Regions from separate parts of the Homo sapiens genome. Here region 2 is linked to region 1. A link is a contact called in ENCODE Hi-C data. All regions are on one chromosome and are shown on one strand. Each heading gives the region's core, a stretch centred on a gene start or an enhancer-like site at or near the end of the contact. The rest is flanking DNA. Distances are from core to core; before and after follow the strand shown.

What was found. A loop is a pair of places that touch in the nucleus more often than their neighbours do. Pooled maps may share reads with other maps.
Region 2: a loop to region 1 is called in a pooled map, with 2.0 times the contacts of the local background. The contact joins the promoter of CIMIP2B here to the enhancer-like site in region 1. A Hi-C loop is called at or near these places in 13 of 168 maps with a recorded cell type or tissue (IMR-90, K562, Panc1 and 8 more), 4 of 37 single-sample maps with no recorded cell type and 23 of 50 pooled maps.

Annotation. Positions count from the first base shown.
Region 1 is chr9:35,257,359-35,262,635 of GRCh38, reverse strand. It overlaps UNC13B (unc-13 homolog B), which reads right to left. Exons shown (of 40, transcript NM_001371189.2): 7 at 3,586-3,643. Among named protein-coding and RNA genes, the nearest start is that of UNC13B, 98 kb to the right of the region's middle. Within about 2 kb of position 3,580, at least 3 of the 41 ENCODE cell types and tissues checked have a DNase peak (open chromatin) inside an H3K27ac peak, as active enhancers do; they include prostate gland, where a contact is called at or near this core.
Region 2 is chr9:35,560,472-35,565,474 of GRCh38, reverse strand. CIMIP2B (ciliary microtubule inner protein 2B) reads left to right here and starts at 1,597. Exons shown (of 6, transcript NM_001164310.3): 1 at 1,597-1,708; 2 at 2,086-2,309; 3 at 2,395-2,600; 4 at 2,775-2,826; 5 at 2,901-3,095; 6 at 3,380-3,644. The coding sequence starts at 1,647. The coding sequence ends at 3,468. RUSC2 (RUN and SH3 domain containing 2) reads right to left here. Exons shown (of 12, transcript NM_014806.5): 10 at 4,624-5,003; 11 at 4,378-4,515; 12 at 3,580-4,294. The coding sequence ends at 4,093. RefSeq lists a silencer at 4,240-4,432.

The DNA of each region.
Region 1 (5,277 bases), core at 2,331-4,830:
TTATATTAAAGAAGACTAGGCCAAGTGCGGTGGTTCATGTCTGTAATCCCAGCACTTTTGGAGGCTGAGGTGGGCGGATCACTGGAGGTCAGGAGTTCAAGAACAGCCTGGCCAACATAGTGAAACCCTGTCTCTACTAAAAATACAAAAAAATTAGCTGGGAGTGGTAGCATGGCCTGTAGTTCTAGCTACTCAGGAGGCTGAGGCAGGAGAATTGGTTGAACCCAGGAGGCAAAGCTTACAGCCAGCCAAGATCATGCCACTGCACTCCAGCCTGGATGATGGAGCAAGACTCCTTCTCAAGAAAGGAAAGAAAGAAAAAAGAGAAAAGTGAAAAGAGAAAAGGAAAAGAAAGGAAAAGGAAAAGGAAAGGAAAGGAAGGGAAAGGAAAGAAGGAAGGAGAGAGAAAGAAAAGAACAAAGAAAAGAAAAGGAATGAAGGAAAGAAGGTAGGTTAAAGAGACAGGACAATAAATGAAATGTATGGTTATTGATTAGATCATGGCGGGGGAAGGCTATGAAAGTATATCAAAGAGATATCTGCACTCCTATGTTTGTTGCAGCAATGTTCGCAATAGGCAAGATTTGAAAGCAGCCTAAGCTTCCATCAACAGATGAATGGAAAAGGAAAATGTAGTACATAAACACAATGTAGTACTATTTATCCATAAAAAAAAAGAATGAGATCCTGTCATTTGCAACAATATGGATGAAACTGGAGGACATTATGTTGTGTGAAATAAGCCAGGCACAGAAAGACAAACTTCACATGTTCTCACTCGTTTGTGGGAGCTAAAAATTAAAACAATTGAATTCATGGAGACAGAGAATAGAAGGATGATTAACAGAGGCTGGGAAGGGGAGTTAGGGGTAAGAGGAGATTAGGGACGGTTAATGCGTACAAAAATAGTTATCTAGAATGAGTAAGATCTAGTATTTGCTAGCACAATAGGGTGACTATGGTCAACAATAATTTATTACACATTTTTAAATAACTAAAAGAGTATAACTGGAATATTTGTAACACAAAGAAATGATAAATGCTTGAGGTGATGGATACCCCATTTACCTTGATGTGATTATTACATATTGTATGCCCGTATCAAAATACTCATGTATTCCATAAATACCTACTATGTACCCATAAAAATTAAAAAATAAATAAAATTTTTTAAAATATAAAAAAAGCTTTCAAAATATTTTTGGGGACAATTAGGGAGTTCTTAATATAGACTGTATTATAGACAATATTACTGTATCAGTCTTAAATTTCTTGATTGTGATCATGGTATTTCAGTTATGTTGACTTTCCTAGCTCTTAGCAGAAACACGCTGATGTGTTATAGCATGTGCAGCTTATATTCAAATGATTCAGAAAATACTTGTATTTTTGTGTATGTATGTATGGAGACAGAGATAAAGAAACATGAGAGAAAAATAAGAGGGGGATGAGGGAAAGAGCAAATCTGGCAAAATGCTTGTCACTGAACCTAGTAAAGGGTAATGAGCACTCTTGGTACTGTTCTTTCAACTTTTCTATAGGTTTAACATTTCTCAAAATAAAAATATACGAGGGAGCAGGCAAAAGACAAGAATGGCTTATTCACAGAAAAATAAAATAGCCTGTAAACATATGAAAAATGTATGGGAATAAAGTTGCTTGATTATTTAAGGTTTTTTATTTCCTCCTGCCCTCTTGGCATTTGCGCTTTAATCGCTTCAATTATATTTCATCAATGAGACCAGGAAGGAGTAGGAAGTAAAATCTCAATCTTTACATTTTGCTTCTCATTAGCAGTCGTGGAAAAAGGTTTAAAAGATTAAATCAATCACAATGAACTCATTACAATGAGTTTTGAAAAGGACCTGTAAACCTGAAAACCTGGTTTTGGATTCAGATTCTTCTGACCTCCTATGACCTTAAATGTTCGGTCCTAAACAGCAAAAAACAAAAGTTAGTAATAAATCATATGAAAAATAGGTTTTCTTTAAATAAAGAAAAAAAAGTTCACCTCTACCATTGGCCTTTACTTTTATCAGGAAAGTGGGCCTATAGAATGTACCAAATTGAAGGCAACCAACAGATTCACAAACCATGGACAAAGGTTTTCCTTTTCAGAAACAATATGAAGGAATCAATATAACACAGTGGTTCACACAGAGGTAGGAGCTACTAAGTCAGATTTTCTGTGTTTGAATATTTACTTCACCAGTTACTAGCTATGTGATTTGTGGCGAATTACTCAATCTATTTATGCTTCAGTTTCCTGCTCTCAAAAATGGGAACAACAGTAAAATCTGTCTTAGGGTTGTTGTGAAGTTTAAATAAATTAGAATACTTAAAGTCTCAGAATGGCATCTGGCATACTGTAAGACCTCAATAGTGTTAGCTGCTATGGTTTGTTTGTTTGTTTGTTTGTTTGTTTTGAAACAGGGTCTTGCTCTGTTGCCCAGGCTGCAGTGCAGTGGCACAATCATAGCTCACTACAGCCTCGATTTCCCAGGCTCAAGCCATCCTCCCACCTCAGCCTCCCAAGTATCTGGGACTACAGGCACATGCCATCACACTTGGTTTTTTTTTTTTTTTTTTTTTTTTTTGTAGAAATGAGGTATCTGTTTGTTGCCCAAACTGGTCTCAGACTCCTGGGCTCAAGAAATCCTCCTGCCTCAGCCTTCCAAAGTGCTGGGAACCATGCCCAGCCTACAGTTCTTATTATTACTAATATTACAACAACAAATGCTACAATCATTACCATCATCTTCAACTTGTAGTTGATGGAGTTTGGCATGAGATTCAGAAAAAACAGAGCAACACAAAAGTATCAAAATCCCCCCCCCCCGCATCCCCCTACACACACACACACACACACATATCACAGGTTGAAAAAGCGAAATAGATCAGACTCTAAGTCAGTCCTTTAGTGTCTCAAGCTGTTTTGAGGGAAACTGGGGAGAGGGTAACAATATACCAAAAACGTATGGCTCATTTCAATAATTAATCTGTGTGATCTTGACAAATCAATCTCAGGAGAAATAAGTCAATCATTTATCAAATTTTATTGAGGTATACTATGCATAGGTGTTGAGCCAAATGCAAAGAATATAAAATGGAACAATGTCTATGTCTTTTAAAACTTTGTGTTCATGTCAAAGAAATATATATATGTCATATGATGGATGTGCACACAGTAAAATGGAAGCACACAGGAGAGACCTAAGTTAGACTTGGGAGAAGGAGAAAACAGCACAAAGATTACCCAGAAGTGATGATATTTAAACTGAGCCTTAAAGAATAATAACAGGTAAACAGGGATAGAGGGGGTTAAATCATTCCTCCAGGGGTAGAAGCTAACAAATGTAGAAAAAAAGATGAGCCCTACTCCCCCCATACAAAACCGAAAAACGTCTCCCTAAAGCTAATAGATAGACAGCCATCAGAGAAAGGCGCCTGAACAGATGTGCTTCAGGAATATCTTCTGCTTACACACATGACATCTCCACCCTCCCCAGCTCAGAATAACCCATGTTCAGAGAAGCGACAGAAAGCTACAATTAAAAGAGATTCATAGACAAGTTTCTCACTTACAACACTGGGCGGCAGCAGTGGGCAATGGCTTCCTCTGGCTTTCTTCTTGACTAGAATACTAGAAGCAGAAAGGAGAAAATAAATAAATAAATACAATCAGAAGCCCAAGTAAAGACAGGGAAAAAAATCACAACTACCTATAAAAAGGTTTAGTGTTTGGAAACAAAATTTTTATTGAACAGAAACAGAACATCCTGCTCCTATTTTCTCTGTGTGATGTTGACATATAGGCCAGACTATTGGTTATGGCCCTGGCCAAGTGAGACAGGCTAAATAAAGCAGGATAATGAAGAACTGTCCTGACCAAGGGCACCTGGGCACCCACCTAGCTCTGCCAGGCAGCTGGAGAAGGTTTGGCCTTAGAATCCTTAGAATATTTCACAGCCCTCTGAGTTTTCCTGGGGCTAATGTATAGAAGATTTCCCCATTCAGGTGATGCAAGTGAAAACCTGTCTGGGGCTGTTTTCTCATTTTTAAGTAATAGTGCTTCTTTGCTCATAAGGTCACATGGGAAATAAGTGGAACTGCTTACCTAAGCATGTGGTGCAATATCTGGTATTTATAAGAGTTCCTCTCCCACTAGCACTGTAACCTCCGCCATCCCACCCACCACAACCACCACAAAAACAAGTACACGGTACTGAAGACATAAGACAATGTTCCATAAAAGGAAAAGAATTATGTCCAAATCTTGAGGATGGGCCCGATTTAGAAGGCAAAACAGAAAGAGAAAGGCACAAACAAATTAACAGGGGTACACAGAGTCTGGAAGACAGTGAGAATAGTCTGGTTCAGGGTCCATTGGATAATTAGAAAAATGTAACTCAGCCAGGCAACTTGCAAACATGAGATTTGGAGTTCTCATCCTGACGTGGTCACTTATTCATAAGCTATGAGATCTGAGGCAAGTCAATGCTTCTCTAAAACTGCCAATGAATGAGTTACTTATTAACTCAACAAATATTGATTGAGTATCCACTACGTGCAAGGCCTTGTTCTAGGCACTGGCAAAACAGAATTTGTAAATCATGGTAAGAATTCGAACTTTTCTAGTGTACTTAGAAGCCCTTTAGGGTTTTAAGCATGAGAGAATTATGATTTGATTATACTTTTAAAAGATCAATCTGGCTGCTGTATGAGATGAACTGTAGGGAACATGAGGGTAAATAATTATTGCAATAATCCAGACAAAAGTTGATGGTGTTGTACGTAACACTCTTATGAGTATCAGTGGTGAAGAGCATTTCAAATGGTTGGGATCCAAAATACAAAACACTTTTTGTATATAAAATATACTTTATAAGCAATAGAATATGGTACAAATGTCAGAGGTAGATACTGTTATTACTAATTTCCATGGAGAATAAGAAAAGTCAAGTACAATGTAAACAATATGATAGCACTAGCAAAATTGCCAATCACAAAAATGTTCAAAACATCTTTTTTTTTTTTTTTTTTTTTTTTTTTTTTGATACAGATTCTCACTCTTTCTCCCAGGCTGGAGTGCAGTGGAGCTATTTCGGCTCACTGCAACCTTCGCCTCCTGGGTTCAAACAATTCTTGTGCTTCAGCCTCCCGAGTAGCTGGGATTACAGGCGTGAGCCACCAAACATGGCTAATATTTATATTTTTTATAAATATTTATATAAATATTTTTATAAATATTTATATAAATATTTTATAAATATTTAT
Region 2 (5,003 bases), core at 348-2,847, 300 kb before region 1:
ATGCCTGCCAGCATTCCAGCCTCACATCCCCCAAAAGTCTAGGGGCAGGAATGGACATCGTTTCGTCTTGCGCATCTCTGTCTCTCTCACTTGCTCTAATTTGATGTGAATCTTTTCTTTAAGAGCAAAGAAACTTTTCCCAGGACCCTCCCCTGCCCCAGCAGATTTCCCCTCATATTATCCAGAATGCTGGAAGCCCGTGCCTAAGCGGTCATGGGGAAGGAGCATGGGACCACGCTTAGACTAATCCAGCTCATTCCTCCAGGCTGGCTCTCCAAGCCTCCCTGATGCAGTTTCTGGCTCCTCGGAAGAAAGGAGATGGGGGTCAGGAATAGGTATAAGCTGTGATAGTGTCTGTCACAGAATCCCAAGTCTGGTTGTTAAGCTTGACACACTGCTGCTATTCTGGGCTTGCCCCTCGGCTCCCATCCTCACTCTAACATATTTCCTCAGCTGTGAGGTAAGTCCCCACAACTCTAAATGACACATTCTAAGGCTGTCCTTGGCAGAACAGTGAGGAACATGAAATGTGTGCCTTGGAGCCCAGTGCTCTTATGTAATTCCCCTGGGATGTCAGTGCCGTCCTTGGTCAGCGCAGGCATGGTCACTGGAGGTGGGGAGAAGAGCAGAGCTCTGCCTCAGAAACGTGGGCCCTGAGCCCTCAGCCTGGCCCTGACCCAGCCCCAGAACTTTTTGTTTTGTTTTGTTTTTTGAGGTGGGGTCTGGCTGTGTTGCCCAGTTTGGACTGAAACTCCCGGACCCAAGTGATCCTCCCACCTCAGCCTCCTCAGTACGTTGATGTGAGCGTGGCTGCACCCGGCCCAGAGTTGGGTTTTAAACATGTTTCCCCGTCCTCTGAGATCTCATCTTCCTGGTCTGTGCTTTTTCTTCTCTTAGAATCCGAATTTTTTATTTTATTTTATTTTTTTAACAAATTCTAACTTGCTCCCTAGTGTTACCGCCCACACCTACAACAACTTTATCCTGTTTCCTTCCCTCAACCCCCACAGCTTTTCTGGCTCCCATGGAGTGCACACTCGGCCACTGTGGCCGGAGCCTGGCAGAGCCTGGCTCATTTGTTGAATGGATGACTCTGATTATAGCAGGTATTCAGTAAGCCACTCTTGTTAAATTATTGAAAATAAACGATGTTACTCCCTAGAGGTGTCTAGGTTCCTTTTTTTCCCCCATCACCTGTCCTCTTTCACCTCCCCTCTGGGCCCTGGCTTCCCTCAAAGATCCTTTCTCCAGGTCCCCCATCTCCTTTGATGAAGACTCATGAGGAACACAGTGTCCACCTCTCAGGCAGGCGCTCAGGAAGGAAGTCGCTGAGACAGAGCTCAGTGGCCCGAATGGTTTCTGCTCCCTCACCTCCCACGTCCCACCTCCCACGTCCCACCTCAGGGCTTCCTTCGGTTCGGGCCCTGCCCCACGAGCAGGACCACCTTTGTCCTGGACAGACAGACCTGCTAGCCTCTGCTCTACAGTTCTGCCGGCCTTCGCCCTGGCTGTCCTCACACGAGTGCCCCCTCCCTTCTCTCCTCCCTTAGCCCCGCCTCCTTCCTCTAGCCCCACAGCCCTGGACACGGTACACACAGACCAGAGCCTTGGCTCAAAGGCAAACAAAAGGAAATGCCCGGCTCCCCATGGCTGTGGCCAGCACCTTCATACCAGGGCTCAACCCTCAGAACCCTCATTATATCCCAGGGTAAGACTCCCACTTAGCGCTCCCCGCTTGCTGCTGGGAGTAGGGGTATAGGGTGGAGGAATTAAGCTGCTTAGAGCATGGGGCCAAGCGGACAGGTTGGTTTGGGAGGCTGAGGTCTCTATGGTGGTGGATGGAAAAGGAGAAGCAAGGGACTAGTGAGACACCGGGTCTGCCCCAAAGCTTTGTGTTGTTCTCTCCATGGGAACAGGGTAACAGCAGAGGAAGGATCGAAAGCCCAGGCAGAGAACTTAGAAATGCCTGCTCCAAATATATACACTGCTGAGTCCAGAAAGATCAGGGCTTCAGAGGTCTCCGCTTCTGCCTCTGGGGATGGCGGGGCAGGGCGATTCTGGTGAGTGGGAGAGTCTGTGCTGCAGGTACACTGGACACTGCCCACTACTTCGGTTCAGCGTGGGCCAGACCTATGGGCAGGTGACTGGTCAGCTACTTCGAGGCCCTCCTGGCCTAGCCTGGCCCCCTGTCCACCGCACACTTCTGCCTCCCATTCGGCCTCCAAGATCTCCTGAGGTTCCCAGGGAGAGTCTACCTGTCAGGCGTGGGCAAGAAAGGCTCAGCTCCAGCATGATCCCTGGGTACACAGGTTTGTACGCAGGTATGCACAGGTGCCCCTCCCAGGAGCATGTGTTCCAAACACTAACGAGTCTTCCTTGTCCCTGCCTGCCCAGGTTTTGTACCCCGGGCACAGTTCATCTTTGCCAAGAACTGCAGCCAGGTCTGGGCCGAGGCTCTGAGTGACTTTACTCACTTGCATGAAAAGCAAGGGAGTGAAGAGCTACCAAAGGAGGCCAAGGGAAGAAAGGACACAGAGAAGGACCAGGTGCCAGAGCCGGAGGGGCAGCTGGAGGAGCCGACACTGGAGGTGGTGGAACAAGTGAGACCAAGAAGCTGGTGGGGAGTGCAGAGGTGTGGGAGTGGGGGTCTTACTGTGTGTCCGGGCAGTGGGGGCAGCATGAGTAGTGTGGCTGTGGGTTCAGGGGATGTGCACTTGATTGTCAGCTCCACCTCCTTGGGAGATTGTGTGACAGCACAGGGGCTTCTCTCACAGGCTTCTCCCTACTCCATGGATGACAGGGACCCTCGGAAGTTCTTCATGTCAGGTGAGAGCTGGGGGGTCAGGATCAGAGGCGTGGGGAGGCCCCAGGATGCCTTGGCTCAGTGTCCCCATCCTCAGGCTTCACTGGCTATGTGCCCTGCGCCCGCTTCCTCTTCGGCTCCAGCTTTCCTGTGCTCACCAACCAGGCACTGCAGGAATTTGGGCAGAAGCACTCACCAGGCAGTGCCCAGGACCCCAAACATCTCCCCCCACTTCCCAGAACATACCCTCAGAACCTGGGTCTTTTACCTAACTATGGGGGCTACGTGCCAGGTGAGAAGAGCCCCCGGGGAGGCTTTGGGGACTGGAATGTTTGTTTGTATGGGTATGGGGTGGGTTGGGTGGTTTGTGGGGGTTGAAACTAATAGATATGGGAGGGCTCAGATCATGTGGTTCAGCTTTATTATCAGGCAGAAAAGGAAACCGAGGTAGCTACCCACAGTGGGGAATTAGGGCCAGATTTTAGAGGGCTGTTTGGAGGTCTAGCCAACTGGCTGAGAATTAAATGGCTTTGCCATGCCACTTGCTACATGTGACAGACTCTCTTGGCCACACAGGGTATAAGTTCCAGTTTGGCCACACATTTGGCCATCTCACCCATGATGCTCTGGGCCTCAGCACCTTCCAGAAGCAGCTCTTGGCTTAGGCCACTGGACATCAAGTTCCCTTCCCTTTTCATCCTATCCCAGCCATCCTTTTGGAAGGGAGAGAGGTGGGTGGGAGGGTGGGAGGGTGGGGGAACACAAAGAGAAAATGGTTTGGAGGCTGAGCACCTTTTTTATTAATAGGTATAATAAATAAATAAATAAATACATAAACAGACGCCTGGGCTCCTCCTCCCTCTTCTGATGACCAGGCACTGGCCACAGCCTATTTACAGCTGGGGGGCTTAGGGATCTGGCCCCAATACTGTTACCCATCCTCATCTCCACCTGGCCTAGGGAACCCTGTAGATGGCTTTCTGGGCCACCCGCCTCCAGGGGGACTTGCTTGTCTTCACCCATGGAAGGGTTGGCCCAGACGGGCCAGGGGAATCCTGGCAGCCCAGTGCTGTGTCCCATCCCTCTCCTGGGTGGAGGTCTGGACAAGGTCACTGGGACAGTTAAGGGGGCGTAATTAATACTGAGCACAGGGAGCAGGTGCCAGCACAGGGATACGTGGCCCCAGCTCTCAGTCTACTCTGCAGCCAAGCCAATGGCTTGGGAAGGGCTCTCGGGCTCTGAGTCTGGGGGTTATGAGGGTCCCTGAGGCCACCAGCATGCACAGGGCCTCAGTTTTGGCTGCTTCCAGGGGTTGGACTTGGAGTTGGGGTCAATGTCACGTAGGCCAGGGGCACCAGGCCAGAGTCGGGGCCACGGCTGCAGCGCAGCCAGTCTCCTCCAGCTCGCCCCAGCACTCGTAGGATGTCTCCTTTGTGGAAGCTCAGCTGTCCAGGGCCGGTGGCCAGGTGGTGGCACAGTGCCTGCACCTCACTGGGGAAACAGCACATGGAGGTCAGAGAAACCCCCTCAAAAGCCCCCCGCCCCCCTCAGCCCTTCCGTTTCCCCAGGCTTACCACGGAGGACTGGAGGGCAGGGCTGGGGAGTGTGGCTCCTGCAGGCTCTCCTTGGGCTCTGGCTCCCGGCGGGAACCCACTGTCTGCGCCACTAGTTGGAACATGGACTTGTCCAGGCTCAGCCAGTCCGAGGGGAGCCTAGGGACAGCAGCTGGACTCAGGCTCTGCCCAGGATGGGCTCTGCCCGTGCCCTGGCTTACAGCAGGCTCCCTACTCCCTCCATCCCTACCATGGGCAGGCTCTCACCTATTTGTGGGCCGGGCCTCCCGCTGGGCTTTTCGGGAGCCAAAGAGGTGTCCCCACTTGATGCCTCCAGGTGAAGGCTCTGAGGCCCCTTCCTCATTTTCTGCTGGCGAGGCAGCGGGCCCTTCCCTCTCCCGACTGCGCCTCAGCTCGGCCAGCACAGAGTCAGGGGGGCTCCCCATCCAGAAGGGCCAGCCCCTTTCCCGGCCCAGGGCCTCCTCAGAGGCAGGGCAGGCCTCAGCCCCCTCCACTACTCCCTCTCGGGGTGGTGGAGCCTGGGGAGGTCCCCCACCTCCTGCCCCTTTCTTTTTCTCGCTGCTGCTGTTGCTGCTACCACGAGGGAACCTGGAACCCTCAATGGAGCCATCGATGTAGACCTGGGA